Linked DNA regions of Mus musculus: region 2 is linked to region 1. A link is a loop called in an ENCODE intact Hi-C map of the cell type or tissue named here. Cell type or tissue: left cerebral cortex. All regions are shown on one strand. Links, peaks and the distances in the headings refer to the core of each region. The heading gives the core; the rest is flanking DNA.

What was found. A loop is a pair of places that touch in the nucleus more often than their neighbours do. Peaks named below come from ENCODE experiments on the same cell type or tissue, not always from the same donor. Only the 100,000 strongest peaks of a DNase experiment are listed, where the experiment ranks them.
Region 2: it touches region 1 in a loop (6-fold over the local background); 4 of 42 quality-filtered maps call a loop at or near these places.

Annotation. Positions count from the first base shown.
Region 1 is chr16:50,838,039-50,846,066 of GRCm38, reverse strand. No RefSeq gene overlaps it. Among named protein-coding and RNA genes, the nearest start is that of 1700116B05Rik, 59 kb to the right of the region's middle. In left cerebral cortex, for the core only: a CTCF peak has its summit at 4,165 (motif pointing left); DNase peaks (open chromatin) are centred at 4,159, 4,886, 5,073, 6,172 and 1 more place; H3K4me3 peaks cover 575 bases; H3K27ac peaks cover 527 bases.
Region 2 is chr16:52,186,571-52,191,570 of GRCm38, reverse strand. Cblb (Casitas B-lineage lymphoma b) reads right to left here. Exons shown (of 18, transcript NM_001033238.1): 16 at 2,418-2,558. Among named protein-coding and RNA genes, the nearest start is that of Gm23513, 84 kb to the right of the region's middle. In left cerebral cortex, for the core only: a CTCF peak has its summit at 2,234 (motif pointing right); a DNase peak (open chromatin) is centred at 2,244.

The sequences.
Region 1 (8,028 bases), core at 1,781-6,780:
TATTATGTGCATCCATCTGCCCTTTGAAGCTCCAGGTGGTTTAATATACGTGGCATTGTAACATCATTAACATTTGTTTAATTGGGGGGAACCGAAAGACCTCTGCCAAGAAAGCAACTTCATAATGGGAAATCTGCAGCATTGCCTTGGTATGAATCCACTGTCCTGTGGGCATCAATCTAATCTGCTTCAGATGATCCTTCTGTCCTCAGCCATATCATTTGACTGTGTAGTACCTCACCTTCCCCATCTGCAAAATGGATAACCCAAACTTCATCGGAAGGGTCAACATGAAAATAGAAGCATGCAGTCAACATGATAATAAAATAGATGTTTTTACTTGTTTATGGTTGAACACGTTCAATTCATTGAAATTTAAACCTGGGATCACTATACTGTTTTCCTCAATGATTCAAATAAGGCCTGACAAATGTTCCCCTCCACCCATGCGCAACCTCCTCGAAGACCTCCCCTCATTCTCACCGCAGGCTTTAATTTGGGGTCAAGGTTGTCTTGTACCTTACTCGAACTTGACCTCTTCTGCAGCCACAGGATACCGCTTAGTGCTGGTAGAATTATTTGAAGAGAAAAGGGACATATCTTTCAAGCTCCATCTTCGCTTCAGGGGCACTGAGAGGAGGCAAGAATACATCTAGCCAGGTAAGTGGTCACAATGCCCAGTGATAAGTCAGTCCACCACGTTTTTTGTCTTAGTTGCTCTTCCTGTGTTGAGTGCTGACTGTTTGCTAATACTACCACAAATTGTTGCTGTGTATAGGAAGCAACTGGGAAGATACTCGTGCCTTTCCTTATATGATGTCCTGACTAAAAGACCAGGCTGAGGCTGAAACCATTCCTTTCTGTCTTAACATGAGCCGCAGCTGGGACCCACTGCACAGAAGAGTGCATTGTAACACTGCCAAAATCATATCTACAATCAGTGGATTTTTACCAACACACAGGAAACCACATATCTCTACTAAACATGGGATAAAGGTGAGCCCCTGTTGTTCACACAGCCTGGTCATTTTCTAGACCCAGAACTAACATGTAGCACATCAGCTCAGGGTCTCAGCGGGGTGCAGAAAGGAAGAGTTTACCAGGTGTAGATCTTTCAGACAAGAAAGAGGACTGGCCTTCCCTGATGACACCACCACAATGAACTGGAGCGCCACAATCTATCTGCTGTATCTGTAACCACCGAAGCGATGAAATTAGGAGACAGGCTCTGGAGAGGGAAGAAGCTGTCATGAGGGTAGGTTCGTGGATTGGAAGTGGTGCCCTTATTCCTCAGCCTTTCCCTATTATGTGTGGCCACAAAAGAAAGTCAACCACAGGAGCAGCCTGGTCACAGAACCCCAGCTTCCAGACATGTAAGAAACAATGTTCTGTCATTTATATGATAGATGGAATGTGTATCATATTTTTGCAAAGTAGCCCAAATGGAGGCACAACAATGCAAAACTTTCCCATGTTATTTCATTGTTCTTGAAATCAGTACCCAAATCCTTGAATCCAAGACCTTCAAATTACTGTAAAATATGGCCCAGGCTCCACAGTTACTTTTGCATGCCACTCTGACTAATTACCATCTATCAAATATTCCAGGATATTCTAGAGTTTAAGGCACACACACTAAAGGAGAACACAATGATAAGATTGGCTTTAAAGAGAGTGGGAAGAGAGAATCAACACTTCTAAAAGGGAATTCAAGGACTGGCCTTTAAACAGAGCAGCTTAGGAGTCTACTGACTTTGCATAAGAATTCGGTAGAGAATGGAGATCCCACCATGATACCATAAAGGTTAATGGGAGATGAAAAACTAGATGTTCTTTATGGTGACTAGACTTCATCATAGATAGTTTTATTAGCACTTAAATTAGTTTAGAATGGTCACTCTTTGCCAGGCACTGTGTTAAACACTTTAAAAGCTCTGTCTGAAAAAAAATTTTTTTAAATGAATAAATAAAAATAACACCATTTGGTAAGAAAACTGAAATCTGGATAGCTTCAGGGATGTATCCAAAGACACAACAAGGTCTGGTCCCTGGAAGGTTTAATGTTAACTTCCACAGCAAAGGGAACTTTGTAGGTGTGACTGGGTGAAGGATCTTGAAGAGATGCTAACTCACATTATTTAAGTGGATCCTAAATGTAGTCAAATTGTCCCAAGAGGTGGGCAGAGGGAACTGTGACATGGAAGGCAGATGATGCTGTGCTCTCATCAAGAAAGACCTTTCGGGATGCTACAGTGCTGGCTTTGAAGGGAGAGGAGGGGAGCAAAAGGATGCCAGGAAGAAGGCTCTGGACCTCGGTCCCACAAAGAATGAAGTCCTCCAGGAATGTATAGAGCAACGGTTCTCAACCTTCTTAATGCCGCGATCCTCTAATACCCTATGTTGTGGTGACCCCAGCCATAAAATCATTTCGTTGCCACTTCATAACTGCAATTTTACTATTGTTACGCATCTTAATGTAAGTATCTGTGTTCTCTGATGGTCTTAGGAGACCCCTGTGGAAAGGTCATTCAACCGCCCAAAGAAGTTGTGACCCACAGGTTGTGAACTGATGCTGTAGAGGGAGCATGGCCCTGAAACTGGGAAAGGTCGGGGACGGGTTCTTCACACTTCTGACCACCCCAGCTACAGCGAATTGGAAGCATGTGCTGTCCAAAGCTGCATGGCTGGCAGCCATTTGCTATGAGTGACTGGAGAGGAGTAGAGAAGTGACCATGCGTCTCTCTAACGTGATTGCCGCACATCTGGGAAACAGAACAGGGAGTCAGGCAGAAAGGGGGGGACTAGAAAGGGAACTGAAGGACGGAGAAGGAAAGCAAAGAAAATTTAAAAACGGGTGGGAAAGGAGATGGAGAAAAAGGAGGAAGTAGTAAACGATCCCCGAAGTCTCAAGATGTACGGCAGCTTTGCTGTGGAACCTCTCATCCCCACGTGAGTCAGAGAAAGTTGGCATGAGCCCTTAGTGGATGCTGGCACTCGGCTAGAGTTCCGGGGCTCTGTAGCTCTAAATCCTGAGGTGTGACAGCTGAGGAGAGAGCAGATTGATGTAGTCCTAGTTCTGAGGTCAGCTGGCTCTGGCACTGTTGGACACAAATGTTAAGTGGTTATATATGAGGCTCAAATATATATATATATGAATGGCTTAACTTACTTTATACCACCCATTCAATTACAGCCTTAATTTGATTTTAAAATATGTTTTTGTATTTGCATATGTGCACACGTGTGTGCATGCATGTGGCACAGTATGAGATATCAGAGGACGACTGGCAGGAGTTAATGCCTCCTCTACGTCATGGACTCCAGGAGTAGTTCAGATTCTGAGATATCGCAGTAAGGGCCTCTACCCAAGGATTCATCTCACTGGCCCCCGATTCTGTTTTTAATATATATTGTATACGATATTTTAATTTTGATGTAATACTCTTGCCATTCCTTATTACCGATTATGATTTGTAGTCTAGTATGTTCACTTAAATCTTATAACTATGTTTCAAGAAACACTTACTTATAAATGCATTTTTATTGTTTTAATTTTATGTAAATCACCAAAAACTTCACTCTATACTTGCATCCAATGGTTAATCAGGGAAAACATAAATTAAACAGGAAAACAAGTGAGTGTGTCTAGCATCTTAACAACATGACATGCATAGCAACATTTGTCCTCGGGCTGGAGCATGAATCTCAGAGTCTATTGCTGGTTAAAGTTAGCGTTACAACATTTTCCCTAAAGAAATTAGAAACGACATTTTGAAGTTCTCTGGGGCTTGGAAGAGAGACCGTGAGAAACATTTGGAGTCCACATATAGCACACAGAGTACAGTGATTTTCTAAATTTTCTAAGACACGACCCTCATTATACCGCTGAAAAGCGATATTGCGAGGGACAATTAAGAATGTGAGGATAAAAGCTGGGCTGCTTTAGTGCCATGAGAAGACATTTAATTCAGTCGCTTCTGCTCAAAATCAGAAAGGGAAATAGCAACCAAATACCACAACATACGGAGTCTCTGTTTTTCGATAAAAATGCCAGGTGAAAAGGTCTTATTCAAATCCACACAGTATTATCCACCTCTCCTGAAGTTGGTTTTCCCCTTGGCACAAAAGGCACAGCCCTGCTTCTCTAACACAAAGCCCTGAGTAACAGCGCCATCTAGTGGATTTTTGTGACATAGGCAACAGCACTGCCTGCCAAAACCAGCCGTGTTTGCCCAGCCACTGGTACTAGCACCTGGGAAAAAAGTCTTCCGCACAGAGGAGGCTGTAACTGAATCCCAAGATCGCTGGTTGTTGTTGTTGTTGTTGTTGTTGTTGTTGTTGTTGTTGTTGTTGTTGTTGTTGTTGTTGTTGTTGTTGTTGTTGTGTTTTTTGTTTGTTTGGTTTGTTTTTTGTTTTTTTAATTGAAAAGATGACAATATTGATGTCACTTTTTGTAAGTATCATCAATCTTACCACAATGGATTATAATGCTTCTTGGACAGGACAAAGCTCACTGTTTCCATATGCCAACCTAAAAGCTCGATCCAAAAACCATTAAATTTCACAATATTGTCCCTTATATTGCTGTACAATTTCTACTGTCTTCAGAAAAGCCACCCCAGACCACTCAAGCAGTTCAAACTAGGGCACCGAGTCCTTTGTGTCGTATCTACCGACTACCGGTACCTGGCCCCTGCACCTCGGGTGGCGGCAGCAGCATCCCTTTTTCCTGTTGCCAGGTCAGGAATCTCTTGGCAGCTGCCTCTTCCACCGCTGCCCTCCTCCCGCTCCATCAAGAAATTTAATTCCAAGCTGGCAGGCAGAAGGTCAGAAATCTTTGAAAGCCTCCGTGTCTACCACCTCCACTCAGGTCTCGCCTCTGCACAGACTGTCAAATGCCAGCTGATTTCCCTCCCCGTTCCGTAGTGCCCCGTGTCTCCAATGTCCAGGTTGTCACCTGAATCTTGCCCTCACATCTGCTTCCTCCCTGTCCTTCCACAGCAGGGCTGTCCTTCATTTGTATAGTCCTGCTTCAGCTGTCCCCAAAGGCTCGGCATGCCTTGTCACCCATCCAGGAATCAGCATTCTCTCCGGAGTTGTGGACTCAGCTTCGCCTGTGTCACAGGCATCCAGCGACCAGAGCTGTCGTGGAACTCTGGGGAATCAGAGCTACAGGGCACCTGCAGTCTGCACGATCATATCTTGGGAAAAGTGGGCCTTGTTAAAGCCAAGGACTCCGGGGTAACATGACAAAAAAAGACAGAGGACAAACATCAAACCCAAGCTGAATCGGTGACAGTTTTCTGTCTTTTATAAGTTTTAAAATGGCATGTTCAGGGAAAATTTAGAACAGCTCTTCAAAACAGCTTTCCCATATCTTCATGATTTTTTTTGTGTGTGTGGCCACTCTAAAAGAGACTTTTAAACATACATGAGGTAAGGATCTTACACCATTTTTAGGAGTCTATATCAATGTTCAGGTGTGAAGATAGAGATTGCATAGAAATTATATTCTCTTGTACAAAACTGCTGTAACCCCCCCCTCCCCCCATCATCTAGCCTCCGGTATAGCAGGGTCAGAGCTATCTCACAAAGGAACAATATGAAATGGGGAAGCTTTGAAAATAGATAAGAGGACAACTATTAGCTATAACACAAATAAAGACCAGGCAAAAGCTGGAGAAGGAAGCAAGACTCCAGAACTCTGGAAACCATAAAGCTAAATGAATGAAACCCTAGCAAGGAAAAGCAAGCTTGTAGAAACGTCTCTGAAATGCTCCTTAGGGAAATACTTCCTTCTTTATTGCTGTGTTATGTTAACAGTATTCTAAGACAATATTTAATGCAGATATGTGAAGGGTATTTATTTTTGCCTCGCTATTTAGCATATGATACCAAACAGAAGCCAAATGATTAAGTTGGTTTTCCCCTAATAAACAATCATAGTCTATGTTTCTGCTCCCCAATGCAGTGTTGCATATTGCACCTATGCCAATTTTTTTTTAAATATAAAACGTAATGGCAAGTGCATGTGACAGGATTTTCCCTGTCCAATCACACTAAAATATTCGTGCAGCAGGAGGCTTGTGGCTGGGTTCCAGAGAGAAAGGTACGGCAGCAAAGCGTGGGTTTGCCTGACGGTCACCACAAAGGCAGTGCGGGCTTTGAAGCATGGGGCTGGCGTGCTAGCAACCCACAAGTAGGAACCTAGCAAGCTGGGTGGAGATATTTTGGAGTTCTGAGTCAGAGTCTCCATGAGATAAAAAGAGGCCAGCCCCACTGGACAGAGAACTGCCTGCAGTAACGCAGGAAGCCTGTCAGTCATTAAGAGTCTTGTTTCTACCGGTTTGCTTGGGTGTTGTGGTGGCTGATGGTCTTGCATGTTGCTGGTATGGCAGCAATATGCCAAGGGAACTTAGGAGCTCCAGCCCAGAGAGATCAAGTTGAGATCACCTGGCTGGAGATATGTGACCAGCCGGTAGCCAGCAGTAGTGCGGGGACATGCTGGGTCATGTTTTAATATGTCCCGCAACAAGTGCATCAATTTGGTAAATGCATCTAGCACTGAGAGAAAAAATTCATCTGCAGTTTTGTTACAGTTCGTCAGATGTCACTACCAGAATTTCAAATTTACCACTTTCTAGATTTTGTCACTGTGACTCTAGAATTAACTGCTTATAAATATTTTCACCATGTTAGCATGTCTTTTTGGTGTCATCCGTGTTCAGGCCATGCTTCGGCAGCTGTGTTGGTGAGACTTTATGCATGTAGCTACTGACACCTATAGATAGGCCAAAGTGAATGGGGCAGAGACAGCGAGGCCTCAGTCCTACATAAAGAACTACAGGCCACTAAGGAATGCTCAGAGGGACAAAGTTTGGAGCTGAGACAAAAGGATGGACTATCTAGAGACTACCCCACCCGGGGATCCATCCCATAATCAGCCACCAAACCCAGACACTATTGCACAATGCCAGAAAGATTTTGCTGAAGGGACCCTGTTATAGCTGTCTCCTATGAGGCTATGCCAGTGCCTGGCAAATACAGAAGTGGATGCTCACAGTCATCTATAAGATGGAACACAGGGCCCCCAATGGAGAAGCTAGAGAAAGCACCCAAGGAGCTGAAGGGGTCTGCAACCCTATAGGTGGAACAACAATATGAACTAACCAGTACCCCCAGAGCTCATGTCTCTAGCTGCATAGGTAGCAGAAGATGGCCTAGTCGGCCATCACTGGGAAGAGAGGCCCCTTGGTATTGCAAACTTTATACGCCCCAATACAGGAGAATGCCAGGCCAAGAAGTGGGAGTGGATGGATAAGGGAGCAGGGAGGAGGGAGGGTATAGGGAAACTTTCAGGATAGCATTTGAAGTGTATATAAAGAAAATATCTAATAATAATAATAATAAAGGAATGCTCAGAGCATGAGAAATAGTCTTCCTTTCTTACCCCCGGCCCCTGGGAAGAGCACGCCAATTGCCTACCCAATACCAAATACTCTGCCCTGAAATCAAAAAGACATTATAGAGACTGCGCAGACTGTACTTATATATTTAGGAATATACAATGACTTCGTGTGTGTGTGTGTGTGTGTGTGTGTGTGTGTGTGTGTATGTGTGTGTGTGTGTGTGTGTGTGTAACAGCCATGTTAAAAGCGCCTGTGAATTTAAAAGAAAGAAGGGGAGAAGGGGGCGGGTACAGAGGAGGATTTGGAGATGAGGGGAAAGTGGGGGAAATAATGTAATTATTTTATAGTTTCAAAGATAAAATAACTGTATATTTATTTATATTCAGGATGGGGTGATTCTGGGAAGTAAAGATGTACAGAGGATACAGGTTTGTATGGCGTCCTGGAGTGGAAACTAAATGTGCTCTTGGAGACTCTTTGCCAAACATGAACTCCCTTCCCTAAGGGAACTAAGTCCAGTTGTCAAGTAATCTTGAGGCACTGTGGGAAGGAGCGATGACTTCTCTGCTTCTTTCTTCCACTCAATTTTCTCATCAGACCTTCAGTCTCAGAGCCCTAC
Region 2 (5,000 bases), core at 1-5,000, 1.3 Mb before region 1:
GCGGCTCTGCAGTCTGAAAGCTGAACTCTGGAGCAGTGGAAAGGCTGGCACCCTGACTCAGCTGTGCAGGGCGTAGACGGCTATCAGAAAGAGATGGGGATTTTATATAATAGTCTGAGAAAATGCAATAGCCTTTTATGAGATATCTATTCTGCCCTTACGTTGGCATACTTTTCAAGGAACTCATCTCAACACTGCAAAATAATTTATGAGTCCACTAATTAATTAAAAACACTGGGCATGAGGGAGACTTCCGTCGTAGCTGCTGCAGTGTGAGTTGGGCAGCTACCTTTGTTCAGTTTTACAATTGTAAAAGCAGTGAGCTGGACTGTGACTTAGTAAGTATATCTTTCATCAAGTTTTACTCTTAAGAGTGAAGAATTACCACTAGCAATGTGCCACTGTATTTCTTTAGAAAAATGGTCACACATTTTGTAAAATGTAACAAAATATTTTCTGGTAGCTTCTAGAAATTTTGACTTTGTTGTAAGGGAGCCCACTGTACAGAGGCTTCACCAGTCGGGTATTAAATCGAGAGTACATTACAAAAGCTAGAGGAGGATGCTAACCAGAAGCTGCCAAAAGCTCAGCACCCAAGAGTTGTGGCTGCATGCTTGTCTTAACTCTTGCTTGCAGCAGATGACCTTAGGACACTTGGCCTTAGGTCTCACCCTGGCAAACCATGAGCACGGGGGGAAGGATGCGTTAATAATGAACCAAACACTAGACAAGACAACTGCTGTTGAAAACCTCAACTGGAAATTATTCTTTCCATATTCAGCCCCTTGAAACGCAAAGTGACATGTGTTGTTAGGTGACCAGAGTTTGTGTTTCATGAACTCTCTCCAATGTCTCTACATTATCAAACCAGGTGAGAAAGAGAAGAGTGTAAAGCAGAGTGGGGGTGGGGCAGTGGGGGCAGAGCGAAGGAGAGAGGATGAAAACAGAGCCATTGGTCGTGGTGGTAGGGATGGGGAGGGGAAATTAACAGCTCCACAGACTTTCAATGAGTTACTGGTGAAGCAATGAACAATCAGAACACTTAAAAGATTTCCCATGATTTATCTTATGTGGAAATGTGCAGAAAACATTAAAAACATTTGTTTCTATTCTTGAGGCAAATCTGGTATAGCCCAGGATGACGTCAAACTCACAGTCCTGTGCCTCAAACTTGCAGCTGCTGGGATTACAGCCATGTCCCTCCACGTCTACCTAGACTGCTTTACCAAAGCTAGTCCAGGAGGGTAGCCTTGCAAGGCACACAGACCACACACCTCTCCCCAGGCAGACTGGGGAGACTGGAGACAGTGATAGCAATAGCCTGCTGTCATGTGTGGCTGTGTTTCCTTTTTCTGATAATTCTGCCCAAGATGTGCAGAGGGTTTCCTTTAGTCTCTTCATTGTTATATCTGCTCCACACTCTACAGATGTGCACTAATAGAAAACTGTATTTGTTTCCCGTTGAAGACAATATATCTCCATGCTTAAAATTGTTAACACAAACATTTAGGAGAGCTACCTTGTTAGGACATAAAACCTTATGCTTTGAATAAAACCAGGGTATTAAAGCACACCTTGAAAAAAAATATTGAAGTCCGTTATTAGAAAAACATTTCACTGGAAATAGGGGATTGAGAACCTAAAGATTGTGCTTCTCCTATTGGCCCATCACACTGTCATATGTCTTTCAGGAACTCTGCTGTCATCTGAAGGCATCGCTTGCTCTCTATAATATGCAGAGCATGCTCCCTCGGTCCTTCCGATCTTTCTTTTGCTTCAGAACTTTATATATGTACACAATGTACAATATACAACTCAACCCCAATTCCAACCTAGCAACCTTCAACTCTGCTCCACTAACACATCTCCAGTCTGACTTTACATCTCTCCTTTTAAACAGTATTAAATAACCCACTAAATTCCATCGGTATTGCCCATATGTACTTGGGTGTGGAGTTGTTTACTGGGTCATGTGCAAGCACTGTGATTCCTTATTGCTCTGCCATCTTTGTGATGTTTGGTCATTAAATCGATCTGGTGTCAAGCAAACCAGGCAATCACAGCTCTCACTATCCAGAAATCTTTCTGCTAATGTGACAGAGACTCAGGAAACAATAACATAAATTTGAGAGCATGATCTCAGATGTACTTTGCTCTAAAAGAAAATGCTGCTTTTGCCTTTTTTTTTTAGATGTATTTATTATGTATACAGTGTTCTGCCTGCATGTATGCCTGCACACCAGAAGAGGGCACCAGATCTCATTATAGATGGTTATGAGCCACAGTGTAGTTTCTGGGGATTGAATTCAGGAGCTCTGGCTGAGAGCAGTCAGTGCTCTCAACCACTGAGCCATCTCTCCAGCCCCGTCCCCCCCCCCCCCTCCTGTCCCCCTCTTTGGCTTTTCACTCACTCCTACCTGAAGGAAGAAGGAAAAGGTCCTGCCCTGAGGAAGGCCGGCTACTGGAGCCTGGAGGTTTTGAATGTTCGATGAGACTGTGTCTTGCAGGAGGTGGGGGAGGAGGGAGGGATGGAGGGAGAGCATCAAAGGCGTCCTCACCTGCATTTCAAGAAGGAGCACTATTAACAGTGGAACTTCATTAATCAAACCACAGTGCCAAGCAAAAATTATGACTGATTTTTCCCTTACTGCTTCACCTGACAAGTAAGTTCACTTGCAGGGTGGATTCAGCACTTCCCTGACTTACAGAATGGTGTTGCTTTGTGGGTGTGAGGATAGAAAATGCATATAAACACACACATGCATGCGAATGTACCTATGCGCACGCGCGCGCGCGCGCGCACACACACACACACACACACACACACACACACACACACACCAATGAAACACCCCTCTGTGAAACCATTTTTCTGTTTCCTGGGTCTTTCTATAAAAAGCAGCATTGCAAGTAACATATCAGCTCACTGTCCCTTTGTCACGTTTACCCTATTAGTATACTAGAACTCTGAACTGAAAAGTATTTTCAGTAAAACCAGCCAAACCGAAATCTCTGAGCAACAAAGAGAGTTCATGGCCTCTCCTGAGAAAAATCACACCATGCACAGGTAATTTAGTGTCAAAGAGCGTGTCTAACCACTCCATAACACTTGTTCCACTGGACTGTAATTCAGTTATATAGCACCACACATTTGATTTACTGTAAAAATATAGAGCAAACGCACAAGTGCAGCAGAGTGTACTGTTTGCTTAGTTGTCATCTCCAGAGAAGAACACGTCAATGGAGATCCCCATTAGGTGGCTCCAAAGCTAGTTACCCACATGTGTATATGTAATATATATGTGGTTTATTCAATGCTTATAGAATACTGCAGTGTGACTTTATGTCTATATATTTATCCCTGCAACTTATTGCTAGACCAGATTTTTTCTTACCTTGAATCTTTAAAAAAATAAAATGAACTGCATATAATTTGCAAGTATGTACATCAAATATGCTGTCAGTGAGACAGGCTATACGTAAACACCTTCACATTCTAATAATAAAAATACACATGTATTTAAGCAGAATGAATTTGACATAAATACATAAAAATGAATTTATCATTGTGCTTGCCTTGCAAAAATATGCAGAATATTTGATCTAATCATCACAAATATTTTTCTAATTTTAAGTATTTGAAGATTTAGAAGAGATTTGTTATCATTCAGGCTCTTGCTGTCACATAATTAAATTCAAATCTTTTTTCCAGCCCTTAAGTATCAGGCACCATGCTAGGAATTGAGTGATATGAAGATCAAAACTTAAGGAGCTTAAATACTATCAAGGGGAGTGAAAACCTGTTCGCAAACACTTAAGACTGACAGGTGAAAGGGTTTAATTGGCCTCATAAAGGAGAATTTATGAGAGCAGAAAAGAAAAATACAAGCAGCATCCAGTGAAGTGCTGCTATCAAGTGGAACATCAGAGGTTCAAAAATACATGTGCAGGAAAGACAGGTAATGCCTGTGCTTAGCCAAGAGAACAGTAAGGAAGGACCAATACGCAGGCCACGCTGGAGGAAGGCCCAAGAGAAGAGGTAGGAGGTAACTTCTATGGGAATAGCTAGCAGAAAGGTCATCAATCATCCATGGCTATTATATTGGACAAGAAAAAAAAATCAACTAGACCAGAAGCAAACACATAGGTCCCTGACAGCCCTACAGCAAACTCTATTAAACACTGTCATCTAGATCGTAAGGGCCTGAGTGAGGGGTCAAGATCCAGTATAGAGAAAAAGCAAATAAGGAAACCAGACTGTAGACAGGAACGTAGAATTCAAGCACAAGAGGAGAAACAGAACAAAACAAAACGAAAACCTTTGATCAATAAATCAGAAGCAAAAGACACTGTAATAGGACAGCTCAAACTACTGGTCTGGGGTGCATATGAGAAATATAAAAGCTCACTTAGTATTTCTAGCAGCCTAACAGACAATTCAGAAAAGCTTATAAACAGTTTAAACAGAACTAGTTCGTGTTTTCTAGGATGAAGTATATCCTTTCTCATAAGTTAGGGCCCAGCAATTTCATGCTGAAGCAGAGCGTGGGTCATGTTTACTAAGGATTAGTAAATTTGGAGGGCCCTGGTTTAAAGCTCCAGAACCGCACTTGAAAGCCTCTGGACAGAGGCCAAGGGAGCGAGCAACACTCTTGGGTCTTGACACAGAACTGCCTCTAGATGAGAGAACTGATGAAATCCCTGCTGGCGGCAGCCAGCCCGCCCGCCCGCCCGTCCAGGCTCTCCTTTGTAGTTATGTAAGGATAAGATTGTGGAAATGTAGCTTAAAACAAAGTTAAGTACTTTTTCTCTGATTATAAAAGCAGCGCCTTATTGCAGAAAAATCAGACACTTAAAAACTCTGAAAGATGCTATGAAAATCGCTTAAAATTTCCCAGCTATTTCCTATGCAATTAGTTCATCTGTTAGAGTGATGTCATGTGAATGCAGGAGCCACCATCAACCAGAGAACCCAACTAAGTTTAGGCCAATTCTCAACT